Linked DNA regions of Homo sapiens: region 1 is linked to region 2. Evidence: read pairs that join two places in POLR2A ChIA-PET (ENCODE). Cell type or tissue: A673. All regions are shown on one strand.

The links. Peaks named below come from ENCODE experiments on the same cell type or tissue, not always from the same donor. Only the 100,000 strongest peaks of a DNase experiment are listed, where the experiment ranks them.
Region 1: POLR2A ChIA-PET joins it to region 2 with 8 read pairs; 3 of 35 experiments call an interaction of 5 or more read pairs at or near these places.

What each region holds. Positions count from the first base shown.
Region 1 is chr2:24,740,154-24,745,153 of GRCh38, forward strand. It overlaps NCOA1 (nuclear receptor coactivator 1), which reads left to right. Exons shown (of 23, transcript NM_003743.5): 19 at 1,631-2,033. Among named protein-coding and RNA genes, the nearest start is that of PTRHD1, 51 kb to the right of the region's middle. In A673, no CTCF peak of the experiment used is centred here; no DNase peak of the experiment used is centred here.
Region 2 is chr2:24,591,605-24,596,604 of GRCh38, forward strand. The region is part of intron 3 of NCOA1 (nuclear receptor coactivator 1); the gene reads left to right. Among named protein-coding and RNA genes, the nearest start is that of NCOA1, 100 kb to the left of the region's middle. In A673, no CTCF peak of the experiment used is centred here; DNase peaks (open chromatin) are centred at 1,037, 2,477 and 2,887; H3K27ac peaks cover 1,351 bases.

The DNA of each region.
Region 1 (5,000 bases), 150 kb after region 2:
TTTAGAGAGGATTTAAACAATACTCTTTTCCTCTCCACAATATGGAACTAGATGGATTAGGAGCAAATAAAGCCAGCACCTGTATTATTAAAGAGATAAATACAGCCATGCATGACTTAAAGACAGGGATATGTTCTGAAAAATGTGTTATTAGGCAACTTCATAATTGTGCAAAGGTCATAGAGTGTATTTACACAAACCTACATGGTATAGCCTACTTAGCATCCTGGCTATGTGTATAGCCTATTGCTCCTAGGCTATAAACCTGTACTGCATGTTACTCTACTGAATACTGTAGACAATTGTTATGGTATTTGTATATCAAAACATACCTAAACGTGGAAGAGGTACAGTAAAATACTGTAGTATTATAATCTTATGGGACCACCGAATTTGGTCCATTGTGTGCAACTGAAATGTCTTATTACTAAAATGTCTTATTGCTGAAATGTCTTTATGCATCACATGACTGTATTGACTGAAGTTGTTGGTAAGCAGCAGATATTGACATCTTCATGGATCCAGATTTCAGTTTCTCTGTCTTACAAATTATAAATCTTAGTGCTAGCTAATTCAGGAGTAATTAGGTTGTAAGGAAACAAGACCCCACTTTTGGATTCACATAAAGATAATTCCTATCAGAAAGTCTTATTTCATAGTTTCTTCTAGATTAGACTATATGTAGTTGGCAAGAGCTGTATGCTTTAACCAGATTCTCAATCTGAATTGACATTTTCTGAAGAAGGCTTTATTGATATGCCATGTTACATTGAAAAAATGATTTTAAGCTAATTTGACCACTTCTTTCCTCATCCATAATATTATAACTGAAACCACTTACACTAATGCCTGGAATAATCTGAAACTCCAATAATAATACAAAATAGCTGTTTCCATTTATTTCTTTTTACTATTTTATTTCTACTTATTTTCTTTTTAAGTGATAATTTCTTAGGCATTGGATCCTAGATTTCAGAATCTTCCTTTTTTAATGGTATTTGTAGGTTTTTTCTAATTGTAAAGGTAGTACATGTTCATCGTAATAATTTGGTAAATATAGAAAAGTATAATGAAAATTAAAATCACCTATAATCACATGTTATTCATTTAAATAAACTGGGATAATGTTCTCAGTGAGAAAAGTGGAAAAACTAAGTTTCTCTTTACCAGAAACACAGTAAATTTTTTGGAATTGAAAAAGTCTTCTAATGATCTAATGAAGGATAGGACAGAAGTCATCAAGCACATTTTCTTTCACTTCCTTATGGTCTTCATGTTTCTCTTAACAATGTTCATGGCCAATATTATAATACTAATCAATACATACTTTCTTTGAATTTTTCAGTTCTGTGTGACTTTTCATTGAGAATTTGCGTTCTCATTTATAATGGTCAGATATTGTTTAGCATTTCTTGACTACTTTTAATCTGTAAAATATACTTAATTCATTTTTTCTCCTGTGATTGTTACTTAAGAGGTTTTTGTTCCTTTTCTGTTTTAGTTTCCCTTGTACAGTGATAATTGCTATGTACTTTATTGCCCCAAGCAAGTAGGCCTTAATCCAATGAACTTTCCAGGATAGATAGTGATTATAATAATTTTAGTAAGTGAGTTTTTTCCTGCTTTTCAGCCACCCCTGAATGCTCAAATGTTGGCACAACGTCAGCGGGAACTGTACAGTCAACAGCACCGACAGAGGCAGCTAATACAGCAGCAAAGAGCCATGCTTATGAGGCAGCAAAGCTTTGGGAACAACCTCCCTCCCTCATCTGGACTACCAGTTCAAATGGGGAACCCCCGTCTTCCTCAGGGTGCTCCACAGCAATTCCCCTATCCACCAAACTATGGTACAAATCCAGGAACCCCACCTGCTTCTACCAGCCCGTTTTCACAACTAGCAGCAAATCCTGAAGCATCCTTGGCCAACCGCAACAGCATGGTGAGCAGAGGCATGACAGGAAACATAGGAGGACAGTTTGGCACTGGAATCAATCCTCAGATGCAGCAGAATGTCTTCCAGTATCCAGGAGCAGGTAGGAAGGTCACAACTTTATGTTGTTCTAAGTAATCCATACAGGCTTAGGTCTCTCTCCATCTTTATGTCTGTGCTTGGACATTAAAATAGTGTGTGGAAGAGGAAAGACACTGACGTGGGAGTCTGGAGACCCAGGATTCAGACTCAGCTTTTGACACTAAATGGTTGACTGGTTTGAGGCTTATCTCCCTTTTTTAGCTGAGATGATTGAATTAGAGGATCTGTAAGGACCTTTTGAGCATTTTGTATGCAAAGTACGTTCCCCCTTTTTTTTTTCTTTTTTGTTAGATGCAGTCTCGCTCTGTTGTCCAGGCTGGGAGTGCAATGGTGCAATCTCAGCTCACTGCATCCTCCACCTCCTGGGCTTAAGCGATTCTCCTGCCTCAGCCTCCCGAGTAGCTAGGATTACAGGCATGTGCCACCGTGCCCAGCTAATTTTTGTTTTTTTTTTTTTGTAGAGACAGGGTTTCACCATGTTGCTCACACTGGTCTTGAACTCCTGACCTCAGGTGAGCCACCATACCCGGCCCATTCTCTTATTTTTTAATTTTTCTCATTGATCTCTATGAGAATTCAATGAAAGTCTTCCCCACACAATGGATTTTAGTACATTAATTCAAAATTCGCATGTAGTTTTTTCATTGTGTGGGAGATTTTGTTTTTGCCAGTTTGCATAAGAATAATTTATCTCCACAGAGTATCTCAGACTACTCATTGGTGTCATCACTCTCAGCTGCTGCTGTTGCAGCTTCCTCTCCAATGTCAGTCAACTTTCTGGCTTCCAAAAGCTTTTTTCTTTTTTAGTCTTTCTTTGGCACTGTCTTCCATTCTCTTTGTCCTGGGTGATAATATCTTTTCTTATTTCTTTTCTGTCACTTTCAGGTTCTGATAGGTAGTGGCAGTGATGAACATCTGATTAGTCTACTCTGTTTAATCAAACTTTTATGCAAAATTAATTGTCAATTCCTGAAAAATAATTGAAATAAATCCCTTGATTATATAAATGAAAGAAAAGAGGTAAATTTTAAGGCTGCTTAAAAATGAATTTCAATGAGAAAGCTGCTGTTTGACTTGAATAAAATGTCAAAGTTATACAGAGATTTTTGACATGGCAGTATGCTTATCAGTTTTGACAGCCAAATCAATTTAGAGTTTCCATTCTGATGGTAGCAAATACTAAAATCCTTTGACTATCAAATTAAGTATCTAAAGACTTGTGCCAGAGAGCACCAGAACTCTAAAGAGATTTTAATCAAAATTATGCCACATCAGTTTCTTTGTCCTCAAGACAATGAAGTCATCTTTGGCTGGTTTATATCAGTGACACTATCTGTGTGGGCGAGAAAAGGATTATAAATCCATATTTTAATTATATGGTTGCCTGAACAAGAGTATGGCCTTCAAAAGAGTTTTATTTCCATGTGTCTTACAATTTCTGTATGCAGAGAATTTGACAAAGCTTTTTCACTTTAGCCTGTGGAAGTACTTCCTCCAACATTAGAAGACTTGTGTAGTCATCTGCATCCCCATTCCTCCTCCAAAATGACAACCTGACTAAAACAGCAAATGGGTTTTTAGCAGCATTCATAATATTAATTGCAGAGCCCTAAATCAAAAGATTTATCTCATGCATTAGGGGAAAAAGCTAACTAGAAGTAAGCCAAACATTAATAAATTCCTCATGAAATTATTCTAAGGATTTTTTCTATTAAAAAATAGAAATAGTATTTCTGTCCATTTTCAGGCATGTACTTTTAAGTTTCCTCTGGAAAGTCAAGAAAGGAGAACTTTATATTCTGCTTTCATTCCTTGACAAAGCCACCTGGAAAGGCGGTCCTTCAGTGCCCCGGTTCTCATGAAATTGACAAGTTTCTTTCACAGTTCTGGGTCTAGCCTTTTGATCTGAGTTGTGTCAGCATAGAACAAAGTGAGCTGAAATAATGGAGTGGGTGGAGCTTCCTCTTTCCCCGTACCATAATGGGAAAGATGTGTTGCCACCTATCATGAGTATCTGGTGCCTGGGTTTTTCTTCCAGACCAACTTCTGATTGACAAAAATATTTTCACAAAATAAGAATTTGCTTTTTATAAAGTCAGCATTCATACTACAAACAAAACCCAAATGCTGAGTGCATTGAAGAGAACAGTGGTTTCATCCAGTTGCAAACTGAAATGAAATGGCAGGGCTGTCAGTTCTTCCATGGACTGCTTCAAAATAATACTGGAAAAATGTTTAACTTTTCTGGACAGAGTAAGAATGTTTAAAGATGCAATGTTTTTAATTTCTGTCACCACTCTTAATTATAAACTTGCTCCAAATTGATCAGCAGTCTGGTAGAGGACCAGGTTTTGTGTTGGCACAAAATGAAGTTCTGGAAAAGTTCCAGCCTTTTCAAAACAAAAACAGTTTATTGTGGCTTAAGGAAATCCAGATAAAAAGGCTCTTTGGCCTTTGTTGGTTTTATGCTTCTATTCCTAAGAAATCGGCCATACAAAAGTACCAAAATATATGTGTTCCAACATGTTTCCAGGTTTGACAAATTAAGGTCCATAATCCAGCCCAGTTGTTTTGGTAAATAAAGTTTTAATGGAACACAGCCATACTTACTGCTTTATGTATTATCTATGGCTGGTTTCATATAGAAGAGTTGAGTAGTTAAAGAAACTTTATGGCCTACAAAACTGAAAACATGTATTATCTGGCCCTTTGCAGAAGAAGCTTGCTGATTTCTGTGTTAAGTGATGACAGTAAAACCAACGGATAACTGCATTAGCTTTGCTTTATATCCTTTGCCTTAGCCTCTTTCCACTTAATGTAGGCCCAAAGTAAATGAAGGAACATGAAAGTCATAGTAATGGCAGAGTAAGTTTTCTGGTATTTCTGAAAACAAGAAACTTTTCTAGACTACCATGCTATGATAATGAGTGTAAAAGAACAGAATCAGACTTTAGAAATTGTTTTCTTT
Region 2 (5,000 bases):
AGGCCAGGCTATCTTTTAGTCTTTCCTTCAATCCCTCTAATATGCCAAGCTCCCCAGTTCTCTGAATTGATGCATCTACTCTTCTATTGGCCTAGAGAACACTCTTCTCTGACATGCTTTGCTTCTTTAACACCTACTTATCTTTCAGGTCTCTTCCTGTTTCTCTCATTTTTAAATTTTTATTTTAAGAATTTATAAATATATACAAAAGTAGAGAGTATGATGAATCCATCACCATTTCTATGTATCCATTACCCACCATCAATAGCTGTGGGGATTTGATCTCTTTAAAAATTAAAAAAAAGTTTTCTTGAAATCCCAGTAAATACCTTTTATTTTTTTCTTCCTAGCACATTAACACAATTTGCAATCATGTATTTAATGTCTCTTTTCTCCATTAGTTTATAAGCTCCATAAAAGCTGTTTTCTTTATTGTGATATATCCAGTGTCTCATACAGTGCCTGAAACATGATAGGTTCTCAAATGTGAAAGGAATGAATTATTTAATAACTGAAAACGTCGCTAAGGGGTTTGAAAAGACGAGCATTTGATGAAAACTTTTTGAAAAAGATTGGTAAGAATGACTTAGGCAGCTTTATATTAAAACAATAGGTACCGTTAGGCTCAGATTCATATACTTATTAAGCAACCTTGTGCTCTTAATTTTTTTCCAAGTAAGCTTCTGTGTAAAGCAAACTCAGTGACCTTGTGAAGAGAATATTATTTGAGTTTATAAGATATTGTCCATAGTAAATAACTAAATTAGCTTTGGGGGATCACTCTTGGGCAAGGTAAAATGATCCCTTGAGGTGCTGGGCCTTCTGGGCTGAGAGATCAAGCACCTTGACGGCTCATAGAGAAGTTATCATCTTGAAGCCTTTGCCCAGCCATCAACCTACTCCTTGTTGCTGTAGCTTCATTTGATGAAATTTAAGAAAAGTGTTTTTCTCTTCAAATTGCTATCCCCTCCTAATTTTTTTTTTTTTTTTTTTTTTTTTGATACTGTTTTGAACCAGTAACCATGGTTTCTTGTAGAGGCTCCTTGGGAGCTTTAACAACATCAGTCAGTTTCACAGCTGGAAGCAGAGTGATCTAGATAAAAGCATAATAAAAAAGCTTACTGAGGTTTTTTTCCCCCCTGTTATAACAATTCTTTCATTAGGGAGCACTTTGCATAAAGTGAAATGTTCTCTGTTCCCACTGAAGTAGACATTTTAATTTAAATTAACAGTAACGTAGTACCTGGTTCCTTTTTAGAGTCTAGAAAAGGGAGGTAATACTACCATTCACCTGTCCTTCACCTGAACCTACCCTGTCTCTGTCCCCTTCTTTTTTTGTTTCTATTTTCTTACCATCTTTCTGGGCCAATGGTGAGTGATAGTAATACTGACATTTGGGGTTCAAGATGGATGAAGTCGTGAAGTTGTAGCTTTGAATTAATGAGGGAAAAAGGAGTTAAGTAGCAATAAAAACTTGATACAGTGGTACCAGGAGTTTATTTGTCAGGATCAAGAAGAGTCAAGGACTGGCTCTTGTCAGAGGGCCAGAGTAAGTAATTTGTTAGAAGTCAGCGTTGGCAGCAAGCACTGTCTTGACGGATGGCACTATTGAGAAGGGAAAGGAAACCTATATTTATTAAACTCTTTACAGAAAAGCTTGCCAACCCTCATTGAGATAGACTGGATCAGTCTACCCTGGACTGGATATGAGAATGGTTATATTGTGGGGAAAGCACACTCTTAGGTTATACTGCTTGTGGATATTAGTATAGCTGTGGCATAAAAGGAGCATGATGGGAATTTGGATGAGAGTAGTGGGTCTTCTGGGCCTTTCTTTATCGAAAGTCTAAACCCTGCCTGTGAAAGGAAACTCCAAATGTAAACATTGAATGTTTATTTTTTTTTACACATTTCTTTGTCCTTCCTACATGTATACCTATGTCCATACTCTCACATGGTTTTACTGTAATTCTGTTATTCGTATACTTACATAAATGTGGACTTACACAAGCATCTTAATTGGAAATGACCTTGGAGATCACGTTTCAACATCCTTATTTTACAGGTGGCAAAAACTAAGTCCCTTACAAGTTATATGCCTGGTGTCACAAAAGCAGGTTAGTGGCAAGTTTTGGGAGTAAAACCCTGGTTCTTTGAATTCCTGTTGTCATGCGTACAGGTATTCACATATGAAGTCTGCCCTATAAGGCCTCACCCAATATGTATCTTTAGCTTTAAGTAGCCTTTCTTAGAAAACTAAAACAGCTGAAGAGAAGAGAAGCATTAAATCTAGATTCTTCTAACTTAACTCTGCTACTGATTATCTTTGCAATTTTTAGGAAGTGTACCATTCTTTGATAAACAGAAATAAGGATCCAGAAGATAAATTGTAATTATAAAGATTACTGTGGACTAAGATCCTGATATTTGCCTCATTTCCTGATCCCTTTCACAGTGTAATTTATGTGAAGGAAATGTACAATTATTCAAGTAAACACGGTACTAGATTCACAGTTCCTAAGTATAATAATTTATAAGTGGAACATTGAAGAATCCAGAATTCATGTTGCTGTAAACATGTTACATAAGCTTATTTAAATGTTTTCCTTTTGTGAATTCAATAAATGGTAATTTGTAATTTATAATAAAACATACGATTATGATTTCGTAACTTACTGAAAAAAACTTTAAGAAAATTAGGTATCGTTCAACTGAAAAGACAAAAGGAATATACCAGAAATTATAGCCATTTTATTTTCATGTTCCTGATGGGGGTATTGCTGTCACAATTGGGGCAGAGTCATTATTTTTCTCAAATTCAGGATTAGAAAGGTCTTTGCCTTTATTGCATCAGAACATAATCACAGAATTTCTTCTTGCTGGTTCCCTGGGGACACTCTTTAGACAAGAGAAATCCTAGGAGAAATTTGCACAAAAGATGTACATCAGAAACTAAACTACAAGAGCAGATATTAGCATGCTTTTGGTTTGTTGTGCAGATGGTTTATAAAATCCTTAACATCGGTATTACTTGCCTACTTTTAATTAACCTCTAAAGAATTGTGTAATTGTTACTTCTTTCCTTCTCTATGATAAGTCAGCCCTCTCAGCTTTCTTTCCTGATACAGTTGAAAGCATTTTAAATTTTATCCTTAGAAATACAAATACTGAACAAATTAATGTTGTAGTTCAACATACTTAACCAATCTTAATTATAAATTAGGATGCGATGAGACTGTTTCACTTTTAAAATACATGATTGATGTTTAATCTTTCAGAAATTTAAGCTATTATAGTAATGCAATTGCTTATACTTAGTTTTGTGTTTTTATTAAAGTCTTATCTTTAAATGGATTGTCTCATTGAAGAAAATTAAATGGGCCAAATGTTTGTTTAACTTCGGAATTCTAAATAAATATTTTTCTTATAGTTTTATTAGAATTGGGATTGATATTTATGTAATAATAATGGTTTGATTGTCACTTATCTGGAACTCTGATTTACCAGCACAGTTCAATTATCTAAGTTAATATTTTTCAGTTCTTCAAAACCATGTTTCTATTTGATAGTTGTAAAATCACCTCTTCATCTTTGCTATTGTCTGAAATTTAAAATAAATATAACTTGTTTTTTAAAAATCAAAAGAATCAGGTAGAAAGTACTGCTTTGTTTTCAAACTTACTAGCACACCTCCAATGTATTGAATTCTATTTAAATTTACAAAACAGAAGTTTCTTACATGAGTTTCATGGACCACTTCAGAGGCTCATTAAATCTGATATTATATATAAAGTTTTATCCATGTGGGAATTCTTTTGAGATGAAATATCTGTAGCTTTATTGGAGTCTTGACGCTTTCCATCACCTAAACAAGGTTAAAAACTATTTTTATAGGACCTCTGAAGTATCATACTTTCCAAAAGAATATTTAAGGTAAAATTGCTTTGCTTTCTAGAATCACTTAATTATAGAATCTTGGTGTAGCCAGCCTCCATTTTTACAGATGCCACAAGTTGTGATTTACCCAATGATATTGTAGTTTAATCTTTGTCAAATTAGCAGGGGACACAATGAGGCGTCCTAATTGGTGTCCTAATTGTTTTTGGTGTCCTAATTGTTTTTTAGGGCCTTTTTAGCCTTGCAGCCTCTGCATAGAGGTTATGGAGCTCTCAACTAGGCAAGCAGGTATTAGTATTTGAATACAAAGCTTTTATGGGCACAATAGAGATCTCCGATAATTTGCCTCAATTATTTCATGAAGTGTTAATGTGATACTGTGTCATCTCTTTGCTGTATATGGTGTATGTTCTTACACTGTATATGGAAGCCCCTGTAGTTGCAGAGGAAAATCTGTCTTTGACAGCATCTGTGTTGAGGTAGACTTTCAGGAGTGAGATCATGAGATTTCAGACTATAAGAATCTCAGACCTGTGAGCATTTCATTTATTCATTTAACAAAGATTTATTGTGTGCCTGCTTATGGAGATGTAGGTTTTACTGGTTTTGGGATACCAAAAGAGCCCCATTGTGTCCCCTGCTAATTTGACAAGGATTAAACTACAGTATCATTGGGTAGATCACAACTTGTGGCATCTGTAAAAATGGAGGCTGGCTACACCAAGATTCTGTGATTAAGTGATTCTAGAAAGCAAAGCAAATTTATCTTATAGAATACTTGTGGAAAATTATAGTACTGTGTTCATTTAATAATATCGGTTTGGTTAATATTGGGAAATGTTTTTCTGATTACTTAACCTGAAGAATAAAATGCCATACAGTAATACTGACAGCAGTTCTTACAAAATAGTCCTTAGCGTAGTAGTCTCACAGAGTTATGAAATTCTCAGACTACTAGGAATTAAAGAAATCTCCTAATTTAAATATAGGACCAAAGCCCAAAAAAAATCTTTGTTTTATTTACCATTTTGTACTATTTGATAAAGATTTGACTGTCGGGCTTAAGTTAGTGATTTTTTAAATGTTTTAATTTAGAGGTTATG